2 separate regions of the Mus musculus genome follow, and region 2 is linked to region 1. Evidence: chromatin loops called from intact Hi-C (ENCODE). Cell type or tissue: left cerebral cortex. All regions are shown on one strand. Each heading gives the region's core, and the rest is flanking DNA. Links, peaks and the distances in the headings are about the cores only.

Region 1 (8,333 bases), core at 237-8,236:
GGTCTGTGCATACAGACAGACAGACACACACACACACACACACACACACACACACACACACACACAGAGAGAGAGAGAGAGAGAGAGAACAGGCACACATCATTACAGGAGCCTTATTCTATATCTGGGAGGAAGGAAGACAACTATAACTACATTAAGAGGCCAAAAGGAATGTGCTCAGGGCTGGAGAGATGGCTTAGCAGATAAGAGTACCGACTGCTCTTCCTGAGGTCCTGAGTTCAAATCTCAGCAACCACATGGTGGCTCACAACCATCTGTAATGGGATCCAATGCCCTCTTCTGGTGTGGTCTGAAGACAGCTACAGTGTACTTATATAAAGTAAAATAAATAAAATCTGAAAAAAAAAAAAAAAAAGAACGTGCTCAGGTAGGCCGGGCTGGGCTGTGTGTCCCCTCTCCCCAGACTGGTTGATGATTATACCCGATTGACAACTTATATTGCTAAATGGCTACATATACTCCATCAGACATAAGCATAAGAGTGGGTGGTCCACGCTGTTCTTTGGATCTTTTATTCATAGTGTGAATGAGAATTCCTGGGAAGAAGCTTTGTCTACAAATGCTGATTGGCAGACTAGAATTTCAGTGACCTTCGAGATTTAGAATGTTGCAAGTCCAGAGCCTGCTACAGTTTATCTTGGGCTACCTTTAACCCACCCAAGAGCCATTCCTTGTGCCCTTCTGTGTTGAACCTTACACCCTGACTACAGATAAAAGTCTTTTGGGATATATTAAAGAAACTCTTAATTTTCCAACCAAAAGGCTAAAAGTCTTGGCTTATAGCCAAGTCTGCTGTGTTTTTTTCTGTAGCCACATACTTAATGTATATACCAGAGTATTTTAAGAGTCTTGATTTATGACTTTCTTTGTTCTGTTATACAAACTTCAAAACCCTGCTTCCATATTGGGATATTGTCTGAGTTAGGGTTTCTATGGCCGTGATGAAATATCATGACCAAAGAGCAAGTTAGGGAGGAAAAGGGGTTGCACTTGGCTTACAGTTCCATAGCACTCTTCATCATTGAGGGAAGTCAGGACAGGAACTCAAACAGGGCAGGAACCTGGAGGCAGAAGCTGATGTAGAAGGTACGAAGGGGGACTGCTTACTGTCTTGCTCCTCATGGCTTGCTCACCCTGCTTTCTTATAGAACCCGGGATGGCACCACCCACAACTGAGAAAATGCCTTACAGCTGGATCTCATGGAGGGATTTCCTCAACTGAGGCTCCTTCTTCACTGACGACTCTAGCTTGTGTCAAGTTGAACTTGGGGCAGCCTAAATCTGTGTTCTGAGCTATGCACAGTCACTCATATTTGGCTCTAGGACGAGCTATCTTTTATTGCTTTTGAAGTGAGAGCTGTGTTTTCGCACTGACAACAGGCTCCCCTGTCGTGTAAAATGCTTATTAAATAATAATGTTTGCACTTGTTGACTTACCTTTTATTATAAGAGTTGAGCTTTTGGTCCTTCTGATGGTGAGGAAAGGTCTCAGCCCTTACCTCCCTGCAACACAGTGGACTCATCTTTTAGCATCTGTTTACTCTCTAGTTCCCAGATTCCTTTGTCACTGTGCTCTGTATCATACGTGGTTTGAGATTGAAGGTTCCATTTCTCAAATTCCTATATCACATAGCAACTTGCAGCTAGATTCAGTAAATAAGAGACTACATTGGTTACTTTTATATTGCTGTGATTAAATACTAAGAATATAGAAAGAAGGGTACATTGGGGCTCAAGTTTCCAGCGGGTTTTGAGAGTTCATTATGGTAGCAGGTGGTAGGTACAATTGAGGGAGAAGATACTGAGCGCTCATATCTTGAACCTCAGCTAGGAAGCTGAGAAAGCAAACTAGAAATGGAGACAATCTTTCAAATTCTCAAAGCCCATCTTCATTTGGTACACTGTGGGACAATGAAAGGCAGCCTGTTTGGTTGAGCGAGGCTTGCTCCGGAGACCCAGTAGAAAACTCTACAAGGGACAGAACAGTGAGCCACGTTCCCAGAGATAGGTGCCGGACACCACAGAGCCCCCAATTCCATTATTCTGTGATTATCAGTCATGCAGACAAAGTCCCAGGCTCCTGGCATTCTAGCTAGACTCCACCCTCATGGTTACCTGCCAATAGCCAGGTATGCTCCTCCCCACAGTTACCCTGCAGCTACAAGATAGCCCAGCCCACTATAAAAGGGGCTGCTTGGCCCCTCCCCTCTCTCTCAAGCTCTCATCTTTCTTACTCTCATCTCTAGCTCTCCTTTTCCCACTCCTTTCCTCCCTTCTCCACACATGGCCATGTCCGGTCTCTCTCTTTCTTTTACCTTCCCTCTTTCTCTCCTCCTTTCTACAATAAAGCTCTAAAACCATAGACTGTCTCTGCTCATCAAGGCCCTCCGTGTTTGAAAGATGGGATAGGCTTTCCCCTAAAGAGCCTCATCTAACCTCCTGCCGGAAGGCCTTCCTCACTCCAGCCACAGACCTGACCAAGGACTCTTGCTCTTGTGGGAATCACCACTTCCTCTCCCCCTGCCCTCTCCTCCCTTCAGCCCTGGGGGGCCGGGGGGGGGGATTTTGTTCTCAGCTCTTCTGTGACATTCAGCGGCGTCTGGGATGTCCAAGACTTAAAACCTGTTATCTCTGGCCTCCGTGAGGCCCCGGGACTGGCCTACCCCCCCCCCCCCGTTCATCCCCCATCCCCATCAGACTGGGTCCATGACTTCCCACAGCCAGACACCCACAAGGCTGAGTGGAAAGCACAAGGCAGTCCTCTGTGTCTGCCTGCCCAGAGCACTCTCGAGGGGTGTGGGTTCTCTTCCACCTCCTTTATTCCCCCACGCCCACTGCCACCAGTACACTTCCTCTAACAAGGTGGCACTTTCTAAGCCTCTCCAATCAGCACCAGCAACTGTGGGTGACATCTCGTTTAAACCACCGTGGAGGCCTTGGTAAGAAACTAGAAAGTATGGTGTTTAAAATGAGAATGCCCCCCCCCCCCCACGCCCTGCAAAATAGATTTGAATACTTGGTCCTGACTTAGTGAAACTATTTGGGAAAGACTAGGAGGTGTGGCCTTGGTGAAGGAGTTGTGCCACCAGGGGTGAGGCTTGAGGTTTCAAAAGTCTAGATCATTCCCAGTTTCCATCCATCCTCCCTCCCTCCCTCCCTCCCTCCCTCCCTCCCTCCCTCCCTCCCTCCTCCCTCTTTCCCTCCCTCCCTCTGTCTCTCTCCCTCTCCCTCTTTCTCTACTTGATGGTCATTAACTCAAGACATGAACTTTCAGCTATTGCTCCAGGGACATACCTACCTACCTGCCATGAGCTCACCCTCTGAAACTGTAAGCAAGCCTCCATAAACTCTTCTATAAACTTGGCCATGTTGACTCTTCGCAACAATTGAGTTATAGCTAAGTCAGAAGTGAGGAAGAGGTCAGAACCAGGCGTGATGGGACAATCTGTGACCTGTGACTCCCACTATCCTCCCTGTTGTCTCCAACCCCTGCTGACCCGATTCTTCTTACCCCATATCTTTTTTGTGTTGTCAGTGGTGGTGGTGGCGGTTGGCTCAGGCTTTGCGCAGGGAGCTGCTATGCACTCATGATTATGATGGTCAGGTCAAAGCCAGGAGACAGCATTGTGTGGCACTCCGGTTCATCCATTAGTCCTTACCGTCTTTGCACTCCATCTCCTGGAACTCTCTGTGTTTTAAAGGGAGTGATACAGATGTTTCCTTGTTTTAAAGGGAGTGATACAGATGTTTCCTTTATGGCTGAGCAGCAACAGTCATTATTCTCAGTACATGACCTTGGCTTTCCTTTTTAAGATGATGGTGAACAAGAGTGTCTTAGGTGTGTATTCCTGTGATGAGACACCATGACCAAGGCAAAGGACAACATTTAATTGGGGCAGCATCCAGGCAGGCATGCTGCAGGAGGAGCTGAGAATTCTACATCTTTATCTGAAGGCTGCTAAGAGACAACTGGCTTCCAGGCAGCTAGGACAAGGGTCTTAAAGGCCACACCTTGTCATTCCCTGGGCCAAGCATATTCAAACCACTACAAAGAGTGACAGAGGTTTGTCTGTGAAACATGAAGCAATACTACCATCTAGTGGTAAAAATTGGAATAGTTTTACAAGCAAAACTTATTTGACAAGCAAAATTCCTAATGGTCTTTGGCAAAAGATAGGTTAAGCTATCGTATTCCCTGCAAAATGAATTAATCTAGTTGCAAACTGGAACCGCCTCATCTGAAGTCATTCATTGTCAACAGAGGTGGGGCAGGTTCTCAGATATTAAGACACTACTTGAGTCTGTTTCTCCTGGAGCTTGTAATTTTTGCCACTAACATGTTTTTCTCTCTGTTCTGGGGGTTCCTGAAAGAGCCTTTTCATGTGAGGTAATCTGTCCATCATGACAATATACACCCAAGCCTACTCTTCCCGCCCCCCCCCCCCCCCCCCGCGTCAGGGTTTCCTGTGTAGCTCTGGTTGTCCTAGAACTAACTCTGTAGACCAGGCTGGCCTCGAACTCAGAAATCTGCCTGCCTCTGCCTCCCAAGTGCTGGGATTAAAGGCATGTGCCACCACCGCCCAGCTACTATTCATTTTTTTAAAATTGTATTTTATTTGCTGGGAGCCTCCTGGCCTGGAGAGGGTAGTGGCAGAGACACAGAGTAGGACTCAGCTGTGGCTTTGAAGTCTGAGGTTCTCCAGACTCTCTAACTACACTGAAATGCTGATGATAACTTCTAAAAAGTCCTAAAGACTTTCTTGCTCTAACTGAGGGTAAAGAGCTGCTGGCTTAGGCAATTAACACCTGTAGCCTAACATTAGGGTATCAAGTAATGCGGCCTTTGTTCTATCTCAGCAGGAACTTCTTGACTAACTTTCAGCCTGCTAGTCGAAGTCACAGGAAGAAAAGGGGACACTTTAAAAAGTGAGATTATAACATTTATTTCTAAGTTGTAAAACATTTTCTATGAAAGCTATCTAAGAAAAGGGGGAGGGGAAGACAAAATGAATGGAAAAAAGGGAATAAGGAAAAATTCTATTCTTCTCTCTAAGAAGTGTTCTGTCCAAAAAGGTCCTCTTTAGCTCAGCGCCTCTGACTCTTCTCTTTTTCCTCAGCACTTAAACATCTTTCAGAATACATGACCACATGTTAAAAAGTTCACCACAAGTTCACACACACACAAAATCAAATCATAAACTGGAATAGACGTTTGCAACAGAGAATGTCTACATGCATATCCACTAGGAGTTATTATCTAGCTAAACATCCATCACCTGTCTCAGCTCCACGGGTTGTGAGTTGAAAACCATAACTAAGTTATCAGTGGAGTTTTGTATAGATAAACCCAGTCAATATTTTACCTTCTGTCCTGACACCTATAGCAAACCATTAGTTCCCTTTTTATGATCTTTGGTTAATTGTTTTACAACCTCTTGGAATGTGCTCTGAGTAGGAGAAAGTCTGGTTACTATCTAAGAGAGATTAACTGGTGACACATGGGAGACTGACAGAGTTCTCATTGCAGTTTTGACTATCAGAAAAGGACCTAATAGCAGTCCCATTATAAAAGAGCTTAATAATCACTGATATAATTTTAGGAATTCTTACAGGATCATCATTAAGACTTAAATCATCTACTTGTCTATATAGCATCACTACAAGACAGTACATCTTTGTAGCTCTGCAGAGATCTGTTCAAAAGGGGTGGGCTAATACCTAGTGATATATATGTTTAATAATAACAGGAAAAGCATATTAATAGCAGGAATCTTTCCTAAAACAAATCCTCTTGGGCCTCTCCTATAGAGCAAATCTGTCGCATATTATAATCTGAAGCAGACCATCTCAGGAAGATCGCCTGCGAGTTATTAGCTCGTTGTATGATGGCTCTTGACATTTATTAGCATATATTGATTACAGATAATAATGGGTTTCACCATGACATTTTCATCCACGTTGATTTTCATACAGGCTGACTACATTTAACCCTCCGCATTTCCCTCCTCTAACTTCCTAACTAGCCTCTCTTCTGTCTCATGAGTCTCTCACTCCTGTGACCCAGTGAGTTCCACTAGGGTTTGTAGAGAGAATATCTCATGAATGCATGGATGTGGCACCTGTCAATAATAAATCTGATGGCTATGGCTAAGGCAGGAAGTAGGAGGAGGGAAATCTGGGAGGAGAGAGAATTCTGGGATAGAGCCATGCAGGAGATCTACCTGGGAAGATGTGAGAAGATGGACACATGTTACCTGAGCACAAGTAACCAGCCATATGGAGCCGGGCGTGGTGGCACACGCCTTTAATCCCAGCACTCAGGAGGCAGAGGCAGGCGGATTTCTGAGTTCGAGGCCAGCCTGGTCTACAGAGTGAGTTCCAGGACAGCCAGGGCTATACAGAGAAACCCTGTCTCGAAAAACCAAAAAAAAAAAAAAACAAAAACAAAAAAACAAAAAACCAAAAAACCAAACCAGCCATATGGCAGAATGTAGATTAAAATGAATGGGTTATTCCAAGTTATGATCTGGTCAGAGAAGAGCCTAGTTATATGGCCAAACTATTTATAAATATATTTTGAGTCTTATTTCTGGGAGCATGGGCTGGGAGGAAGAACCAGACCATAACTTTTACAAGGGTTGCTTACTGGAGTGTGGGTAAGAGCTTCCTCATATGAACACGAGCAATTTGTCAGTGGCTACATCACTAAAGAAAATGTCTTTCCTTTCCCCCAAACAACCATTAGCTACCTATAAATCCTCAGAGAGGGGAAGGGTCCCCTCCCTCTTGTAGCAAGATGTTGATAAGCCCAATCCTCTGTAGGTACTGCAGAGAACCCCAGTTGCTATGAGTTCAAGAGCACTGTGGCCATGCCATGCCCAGGAAGCAGCATTCTACAACACTTCGCCTTATCCTCTGGCTCCGACATTCGTTCCACCTCCTTCATGCAAGTTGTTCCCTGAGCCTTGAGAGGGATAATGCAGGCATCACAGTTATGGGCAAAAACTCAGGAGTCACTATTCTTAGCACTCTGACCAATTCCAAATCTGTATAATCGCCTCTGGTCACAGCAAAAAAGAAGCTCATCTGATAAAGGCTGTCCAATCTACAACAATAGACATGGTTATTTAAAAGGCAATTTGATAGGCACGCCATGCCCACTTAATAAAACAACAGCAGTAGCTTCCTCATGAGAGTCTATGACCTCCCAAATCAGGGACTTTTAAACAAACAAACAAACAAACAAAAACCAACAACAACAAAAACCACCTTACCAGGTTTACAGTACTAAACATGTATTCTCTCATGTTGAACAAGCCTCAATTTCAACCAGAGGGAGGGTGCTCACTTATAACAGACTTGCCACTGTAACACCAGTGCATACCTTTTGTCTAGTTGATCAGTTAATGTGGCACCCAGGGTCCACACTTAATGACAAATCTCTTCCCCTAGCAACCTTTTGGCACAATCATTCAATTTTAACAGAGGAGCCCAAGTCCATCTCGCAGGAAGTGAAAGAACTTATATGATGGCTATCTTAGTCAGGGTTTGTATTCCTGAATAAAACATCATGACCAAGAAGCAAGTTGGAGAGGAAAGGGTTTATTCAGCTTACACTTCCACATTGCTGTTCATCACCAAAGGAAGTCAGGACTGGAACTCAAGCAGGTCAGGAAGCAGGAGCTGATGCAGTGGCCATGGAGGGATGTTACTGGCTTGTTTCCCCTGCCTTGCTCAGCTTGCTGTCTTATAGAACCCAAGACTACTAGCCCAGAGATGGTACCACCCACTGTGAGACCTCCCTCCCCCGACTTAAAGCGTTTCCCCCCAAGCTTGTTTTCCCTGATCTCTAAAAATACAGCCAGAAAGAAGTTCTTTGCTCTCTATAGCCAGCAAAAAGCCTTTTTGTTTTTGAGCCTTACAGCCAGAGATGTGATAATTTTAGGAAGACCTAGCCAGGCGCCTGCCTGGCTCCCTGTGCCAAGGAGATAGACACCAGAGAGGAGCTACAGCTCACTCCCCACCCCCCCACCCCCACCAGAGAAGAGCTGTAGCCAATTCTCCTCCCAACTCCTCCCAATTCCTCACTTTTCCTTTAAAAGCCCCCTACTGTTACCACTGGGGGTCGAACTCCCCTGCCCTGTGTGGTGGAAGGAGTTAGTCCTCTTACAGTTTGCATCAGGTGTGTTTTTCTCTCGAGTCATTGGAGTGTAGGCCAGCTCATCCCGGGACTTGGGCAGAGGCCCAGCTTCAGGGGTCTTACACCACATGGGCTCTCCCACCCTTGATCACTAATTGAGAAAAATGCCTTA
Region 2 (8,333 bases), core at 187-8,186, 180 kb before region 1:
TCTAGGTGACGAAAGGACCCAGAAGCCTGGGGAAAGCAGAGTGGTACTTGGGGTGTCACTTGATGGACAATCACATTATGTTGAGACCCTGTGTTCAATCTGTAGTACCTACGTCCCTGTCCAAAGAAAAGAGAGCTGCAGATCTACAGCAGTCATTGATATGTTTCGTAAAATGAGGTATGATACAGCGGGAGGGGGGTGCCTTAGCGAGCCCATGCTGAGGCATCCCCCACCCCAAGTACCAGCCATAAGACGGGTCTAGTGTAAAATGAAGTTTATTTGGGCGCGTGAGAAGGGGGCGGGGTAAGAAGGAAATAGACCAGAGAGAGGAGAAAGAAGGGAAGGGGCTGGAACGGGGTGGGGAGGTAGGGAGGGAGGGGGAGAGAGAGGGGGGGGGCCAGAAAAGGGGGGCGGGGAGTTTCAGTCTTTTTATAACTAGCCAGGCTCCTACCTGGCCGTTGCTAGGTAACTGTTGGGCGGGGCCTAGAAGAAAAGAAGAAATGCTAACAGTCATGGTCTTATCTCTTTCCCAGCGAGTCCTTCCTGTAACAGTCTTTAGTTCCAGCACTGCCTGTGGACTTGGCTGCAGGTGCTCTATTAAAAAGCCGCCTCGCCCGGCATGGTGGCGCACGCCTTTAATCCCAGCACTTGGGAGGCAGAGGCAGGCGAATTTCTGAGTTTGAGGCCAGCCTGGTCTACAGAGTGAGTTCCAGGACAGCCCGGACTGCACAGAGAAACCCTGTCTCGGAAAAAAAAAAAAAGCCATCTCAGTGGACAGTTGTGGGGTGGCTTCCCAGAACTGCCTTTCTCTTTGGCAAAATGTTCCTTGAAATTATTGGCATTCTTGTTTCACAGTGTGCATGTGCCTCCACACTGGAGGGATATGTGCGTGACCTACAGTGAGCTGGTGGTAGGAATCTCTTGTCACAGAGATCTTCCCAGTAACCCCAGTAACGTCGTATGGTGTAAGCCAGACTACTAGAAATTCACAAGCAAGGCATGTCACACCAAAGCTAATGGAACAGTGTCTTTCCATTATGATGGGTAAGCTGAAAGAATCTGAACCTTCTGACAGATGTGGTGTGTGTACTTTAACTAAATAAAATCACCTCAAGATACATAAAAGAGAAAAAAAAGGGAGAGTAAATATATATACTCACATATATATACATATATTTGGAGAGAGAGAAGAGAGAGAGAATGTTAATGTGTGGGAGCTGGAGAGAGACCCCAGCCCTGAGGGACACCATTCCTTCAGAAAACCTGGGTTCAATTCCCAGCCCTCACATGGAAACTCACAACCATCTAAACTTCAGTTGCAGGGAATCTGGTCCCTCTGCTGACCTTAGCAGTGCCCAGGCATGCACATGGGACTCACACACACACACACGGAAGAAAAAACTCATAAAATAAAAGACATAAGTCTAATTTAAAAAAAAAAAAGTTTATGTGTGTTTCAGGTGTGTGTAGAGTACACACATGTGAGTGTGGACACAAACACATAATTCTGAATGTAGAGGCCAGAGGTCAACATTAGGTTTTTCCCCTGGATTGCTGTGCACCTTATTTTTCCAGATAGGGTCGCCCACTGAACCTGGAGTTCTGTGAGTCAGCTAGACCAGCCAACGGGAAGGATCAGTCGCCCCTGGCCCTCCCAGCTCTACATCACAGCCACACCCTAGCCAACGGGAAGGATCAGTCGCCCCTGGCCCTCCCAGCTCTGGAGTTATAGGTACACATCACAGCCACACCCAGCTTACGTGAGTGGTGTGGATCTGACTTCAGGTCCTGTGTGTGCATGGCAGGCATTTTAAGGACAGAGTCACCACCTCACTCCTCAGCCTCAGTCCTTTTCTTTTACGAAGTATTATAGATGACATTTTGATATTTATTGTTTTGCAGTGCTGACAATCAAATCCAGGATTTCAGGGTTATACTTTAGTGAGTGAGCTTCAGCCCCACTGAAAACTTTAATATTGTGACCACACACACACACACCTTGTTTCCTAACACATGATGAGCAGACCTTCCATATAGCATAGGCAACCCCAGCTTAATCAATAGCAGGTCCCTCCTCCAGTATCAGAAATGTCCCAGGTGGGTGATACATTACTGATCATTATTTGTATTTCGATGTGACTATAATAAAAACAATAAAATCAGTTCTCTTAAGTTTTTCTTTGCTTCTTTTTTCTTTTAAATATATATTTTTTTAATTTATTTTTAAAGTTTTGTATATGTGTATTCAGAGTAGATGACCAAAATCATATACAATGAAGAAGGACATGTCCTAAGTCAGTTATAAAACCAGCTAGTTTGTGTGTCTATCACTGAAGGCAGAGTGAGCTCGTTTATTAACATCTCTGAGCTGAATGCTCAAGGCTGAAGGTAAGGTTGCCGATCTTCCTAGAGTCGCAAGTCTGAACCCTTGGAGTGAGAAGGGAGTTAGTTTTTATAGGCCATGTTTCTGTATTGCATAATAGCAGCAGGTGAAGGTAGAGAGCTAGTGCCCATAGGAATTAATCTGAAATTTTATGACGCTTTCACTTCCTGCCTGGCTTCTATCCACCAATGTTACTTTCTTAGCCAATGTCACATTGAAGTCAGATTCCAAACTACTCCTGTGACTCGTTACTCAGCTTGGATCCCTTTCCTTCCCCTTCCTCTCAAGATTAATGTATATTCATCGTTCAAAATCTCGGACACTAGCCGGGCTTGGTGGCGCATGCCTTTAAACCCAGCACACGGGAGGCAGAGGCAGGCGGATTTCTGAGTTCGAGGCCAGCCTGGTCTACAAAGTGAGTGCCAGGACAGCCAGGGCTACACAGAGAAACCCTGCCTCGAAAAACCAAAAAAAAAAAAAAAAAAAAAAATCTCGACACCAAGCAGTGTGTATACAGGAGGAGGCTGAGAGGAGGCTGAGGTTAACACTGGGAACTGGCCTCCCTCATTTGCTCCCCATCTTACTTTTGTGACAGTTTCCCACTGAACGGGGAGCTCCCTGAGTTACTTAGGCTGCTAGCCAGTGAGTACCAAGGGGCTGTCTGCTTCTGTTTTACACAGTCCTGGGGATACAGTGAGTGTCACTGTGCCCAGATAATTTTTTTTCCCTGCCCTGAGTGCTGCAGATCTGAACTCAGGTCTTAACACTCACGCGGCAAGCACTTGTGCTGGCTAAGCCGTCTCTCCAGCTACAAAATAATGGAATCTATAATAACACTTTCATATAGGCATGCAACATCCTTTGACTACCTTCTCTTGTTCTCTCTCTCCCTTCCACTGGCCTCCTACTACGTCCCAAACAGCCTCCATCTGCTTTCCTGTCACTGTCTAGTCTAGATGGCACGTTCGAGAGCCTTTCCATGATGTCAATTTCATGGCTCTATAGTCTGCTTTGCTCTCATCCTTTGGCTTCTGACTGCGTGATCTATTTTCACAGTTCGGTGCAGCTCACAGTTGCTTCTTCACTGCCTCTGAGGCTCTGCATCATCCTTCATCCAAAAACTCCTCAGTTAATATTTAATTCAGCCTGTTTTGTCTCCCGAGACCTTGTGCCTTAGCACTGACCCTTCCAGAAGACTCCTTTGCGGTTTCTCTCAAAGCTGCTGGAAAATACAGTTCCTGCAGAAGGACACACTTGATTTGCATCTCAGCTCTGCCACGGTCACCGTGTAACCCCGGGTTCACCTCTAAGCCGGAGGATGCTCTATGGCTTTCCAAAACTTCTTCCACTCAGCTCTGCTGACTTATTACTTGGGTGAATCTTCTACTTCACTGGGGCTATAGTGGTAAAATGTGCTAGATTCAATTTTCAGCACTGAACGACAAACAAAAAAGAATTAACTGCCGTGTGTGTGTGTGTGTGTGTGTGTGTGTGTGCGCGCGTGTGCGCGCGCGCGCCGTGCACACTCTTCTCTTTAATATTATTATGCCAACATGAACTATAATAACAAAAATTCCCAACTCTCAGTGACTTGATTCATAAGAGTTCCCTTCTGCTTAGCAGAGCCTAGGGTACGGGGGTGCTCTCTTCCACCGATGACTCAGCACGGATCTAAACTCCACCCACTCACTACGTGGCTCCTCTACCACAGAATTCTTCCCCTTGCCCAGCCCCATATAAGCAGAGAGAGGGAGAATGAGATCTTACAGGATAATTGGTGTGTGTGTGTGTTCATGAGTGTGCAGATTCATGTTTGTTCAGGTTCATGTGTGTCCAGATGCACATGTATGCATATTTGTGTGTGGGTTAAAGATCAACCTCTGATTTCACTCCTCAAGAATTATCTACCTAGTATTTCAAGATCATCTTCATTGGAACCTGGCCCCACAAATTGGGCTAATCTGGCTGGCCACTGAGCCCTGGATGCTTCTGTCTCTGACTCCCTAGTACTGGGATAACAAGCATCTGCCACCAGACTTAGCTCTTTTATTTTTTTTAATTTTTAAGTAGATAGGTGTTTATCACATAAAGTAAAAATAGAGGGTTTTAAGAGTAGAGGTGAGAAGATTGTTGCTCTCCAAAAGATTCATTAAAATTTCTTTGTTTTCCTTCTTGTTGTTGTTAAACCTTTACTTTTAGAAAATTACAAAGCAAAAAAAGAAAGAAAGAAAGAAAGAAAGAAAGAAAGAAAGAAAGAAAGAAAGGAAAGAAGAAAGAAAGAAAGAAAGAAAGAAAGAAAGAAAGAAAGAAAGAAAGAAAGAAAGAAAGAAAGGAAAAGAAAATTACAAAGCAAAAGTTTTTCCATATTAATAAGATATGCTGAGGGTCAGGAGAAATGGCACAGTGGTTAAGAACACTGACTGCTCTTCCAGAGGTCCTGCCTTCAATTCCCAGAAACCACATGGTAGCTCACAACTATCTGTAATGGGATCTAATGTACTCTTCTGGTGTGTCTGAAGACAGCTAATAAACAAACAAACAAACAAATATGCTGAGAATTTTTCACTAATTAATTAATTTACATCCAAATATAAGCTTCCCCTCCCTCCTCTCCTCCCAGGCCCCTCCCCTCACCCCTCCCCTTACCCCTCCCCTTACCCCTCCCTCCTTTTCTTCTCAGAGAAGTGGAGACCTCCTATGAATATCAATGCCCCTTAGCACATCAAGTTGCAGTAGGACTAGGTGCATCTTCTCCTACTGAGGCTAGGCAAGGCAGTCCAGGTATCAGACAGGGGTCCAAAGGCAGGCAACAGAGTCAGAGACAGCCTCTTCTCCTGCTGATAGAGGTCCCACATGAGGACCAAGCTGTACATCTGATCTATATGTGTGAGGAGACTAGATCAATCCCATGCATGCTCTCTGATGGGCAGTTCAGTTTCTGTGAGCCCCTATGACCCAAATTAGTTGGTCCTGTAGGGTATCTTGTGGTGTCCTTGACCTCTCTTGCTCACCTCATCTTTCTTCCCCTTCTTTCAAGAGAATTCCCTGAACTCCATCTCATGTTTGGCTCTGCGTCTCTGCATTTGTTTCCATCAGCTACTGGGTGAAGTCTCTCAGATGACAGTTATGCTAGGGTCCTGTCTGCAAGCATAGCAGAATATCATTAATAATGTCTCTTTGCCCATGAGATTGGGCCAGTCATTGGTTGGGCCAACTTCTGTTCCATCTTTATTTCTACACATCTTGTAGGCAGGAATAATTGTGGGTCAAAGGTTTTATGGCTGGATTGGTGTCTCTATCCCACCATTGGAAGTCTTGTCTGGTTACAGGTGGTAGCCATTTTAGGTTCTGTATCCCCTATTGCTATGAATCTCAGCTAGGGTCACCCACATAGAGTCCTAGGAGTTTCCATTGTCCTGCATTTCTAGTTCAGATGATCACAGAAACTTATCCCCTACCCCCTACACATATTGATTCCAGTTCTCTCTCCCTCTGCCCTCTCCACACTTGATCCTTCCCCTTCTCTTCCCATTCCCTCTTCTGCTCAGCTCCATTTCTTCATCCATGCTGCCCCCACCCATGTCTATTTTATTTCCCCTTCTCAGTGAGATTCAAACATTCTCCCTTTGGCCCTCCTTGTTACTTAGCTTCTTTGGGTCTGTGGATTGTACCATGTTTATCCTGTACTTTATGGCTAATACCACTTATAAGCAAATACATACCATGTTTGTCTTTCTGTGTGTGGCTTATGTCATTCAAGATGATCTTTTCTAGACCCATCCATTTACCTACAAATTTCATGATGTGATTCTTTTTAATAGCTGAGTAGTATTCCACGTTGTAAATGTATCATATTTTCTTTATCCATTCTTTGGTTGAAGGGCATCTAGATTGTTTCCAGCTTCTGGCTATTATAAATAAGGCTTCTATGAATATAGTTGAGCAAGTGTCTTAGTGAGATATTGGTGCATCTTTTGGGTATATGTTTAGGAGTGGTAGAGCTAGGTCTTGTGGTAGAACTATTTCCAATATTCTAAGAAAAGGCCAAATTGATTTCCAAAGTGGTTGTACAAGTTTGAACTCCTATCAGCAATTGAGAAGTGTTCCCTTGCTCCACATCCTTGCCAACATGAGCCATTTGCTTACTCAGCCTTTTCCATGGGAATCAAACTCAGGTCGCTCCTCCTTGTGTGGCAAGAACAGAACCCATCTGAGCCATCTCCTCAGCCCTCATAGGATATTTTTATAGATAGCTTTGTATATACAATTTCTATTCACTCACCGTTTGCCAGAAGTGAATCTCATTTGCCCACCTCCATGCACACAAAGGAGAGGCATGGGTGCTTAGACAGTATTGGTGAGCAGACAACTAGGCAGTGAGCCACAGTTTCATCACAGTCAATGTGCACTGAGAATAAAACTGCATAATGCTATCATCTGTTTATGTTTTTTCTTTTAACACAGAGTTCCACTAAGTAGCCAAGTTGGCCCTTAACCTAACCTTCTGACTGCATCTAACCCCTAAGTGCCAAGGTTACAAACATGGGCCACTCTATCCAGTTTACAAATTATATTAACAAGTAAATGATACTGTACTGTAAGCATTTTATGTGGGTTATCTCATCTGATTTAATTTTGTAGCAGTTTAGTTGTAAGACTCAGGGGAGCTTTAGCTTACAGGGGACCTCGTGAGTGAACCACATGAAGCCAGGATCGATGCAAAGAGCAAGAGGAATTTATTGTTCCAGTGCACTGGGGTTATCACAGACCCGAAAGAGAGGTGGCAAACCCCGGCACCAGTTCAGCGAGTTTTTATATGGTTTCCAGGGGCAGAACAGAGCATCAGCAATTAGGTACAATATGATTGGTGGAACAGTGCGCCCTTTAAACTGATTGGTCTTTAGGGAATGAGGTGACAAAGACTTCCCTTGTCTGAAGGTGGGCAATGGTCAGTCCTGAGGAATGTGTCACCACCCACAGGTCCATTCCCACCCTGTGGTCTGAGAAATGCTAATTAGCCTCTCCCTGCCAGAGCGGTGTTTCATGACCTTCCCAAAGTTCCTATGCTGACCTCTTCAAAGTGACATTTTGTAAGGATTAAGCAAGGCAAACGTGGACGTGGCCAGTTTACAGCTCATGGCTGGCACATTCCACAGACACTGGACCTGTGGTGAGGTAGAACACCTAACTATGGCCAGGATGGAGAGAGAGCCAGACATGGTAGCTCATGCCTGTAACCCCAGCATTTGGCAAACTGAAGCAGGAGGATCACTGTGAATTTGAGGCTGGCTTGGACTACATAGTAAGTTCAAGGTCGGCCTCCACTCTAGCAAGACCCTGTCTCAAAAGAAAACAAAGAAAAATATCTATGGGTGGTAGTATGCATCTGTGACCTTAGTATGTGGGAGGTAGAGGCAGGAGGATTACAAGTTCAAGATCGCCTGCTGCAGCATAAATTGGAGGCCACCCTGCACTATGTGAAAACCTGTCTCAAAAATAAGGTGATAATACCAAAAACAGACAGCAAGAGTGTTGGTTAATGTACTGCTAAGCTCCTCCCAGGGACCTAGGCCAGCGGGCAGGTGTGAGCCAAGTGGCAGTAAAAGTATAACAAAGTAAAAACAAAATTCTAGGCCTTTAGGCCCAGGCTAGGGAATGTAGCCTTTGTGAAGGTATGCTAATCATAAAACAGATAGCGACATTCCTCCACTGACCTGCTTCCTGGGTTCAAAGAGTGTTCATTCAGAGAAAGTCACCCTGACCATTGCTGGAACCTGCTATGCAAATGTGCTATTGTTAGGGGCTCTTAGAAACTGTCTTGAGAAACAACCCTCACAATTACCAGGTATTCCTAGTGACTCTTGTAACTTTACACTTCCTTGTGACTCTTAACTGGTATTTTTGGTATTTTCCAACAATGCCCTTCCCACCTCCTTGAGTTGTGGTTTCT

What was found. Peaks named below come from ENCODE experiments on the same cell type or tissue, not always from the same donor. Only the 100,000 strongest peaks of a DNase experiment are listed, where the experiment ranks them.
Region 2: it touches region 1 in a loop (4-fold over the local background); 26 of 42 quality-filtered maps call a loop at or near these places.

Annotation. Positions count from the first base shown.
Region 1 is chr15:55,093,029-55,101,361 of GRCm38, reverse strand. It overlaps Gm41325 (a long non-coding RNA gene), which reads right to left. Exons shown (of 4, transcript XR_003951651.1): 3 at 3,533-3,709; 4 at 3,342-3,418. Gm9920 (predicted gene 9920) reads left to right here. Exons shown (of 5, transcript NR_045093.1): 5 at 1,170-1,445. Among named protein-coding and RNA genes, the nearest start is that of Dscc1, 6.7 kb to the right of the region's middle. In left cerebral cortex, for the core only: a CTCF peak has its summit at 4,114 (motif pointing left); a DNase peak (open chromatin) is centred at 4,080.
Region 2 is chr15:55,271,934-55,280,266 of GRCm38, reverse strand. It overlaps Gm35312 (a long non-coding RNA gene), which reads left to right. Exons shown (of 3, transcript XR_001781719.2): 2 at 1-177; 3 at 534-2,172. Among named protein-coding and RNA genes, the nearest start is that of Gm35312, 6.0 kb to the left of the region's middle. In left cerebral cortex, for the core only: no CTCF peak of the experiment used is centred there; a DNase peak (open chromatin) is centred at 4,052; H3K4me3 peaks cover 77 bases.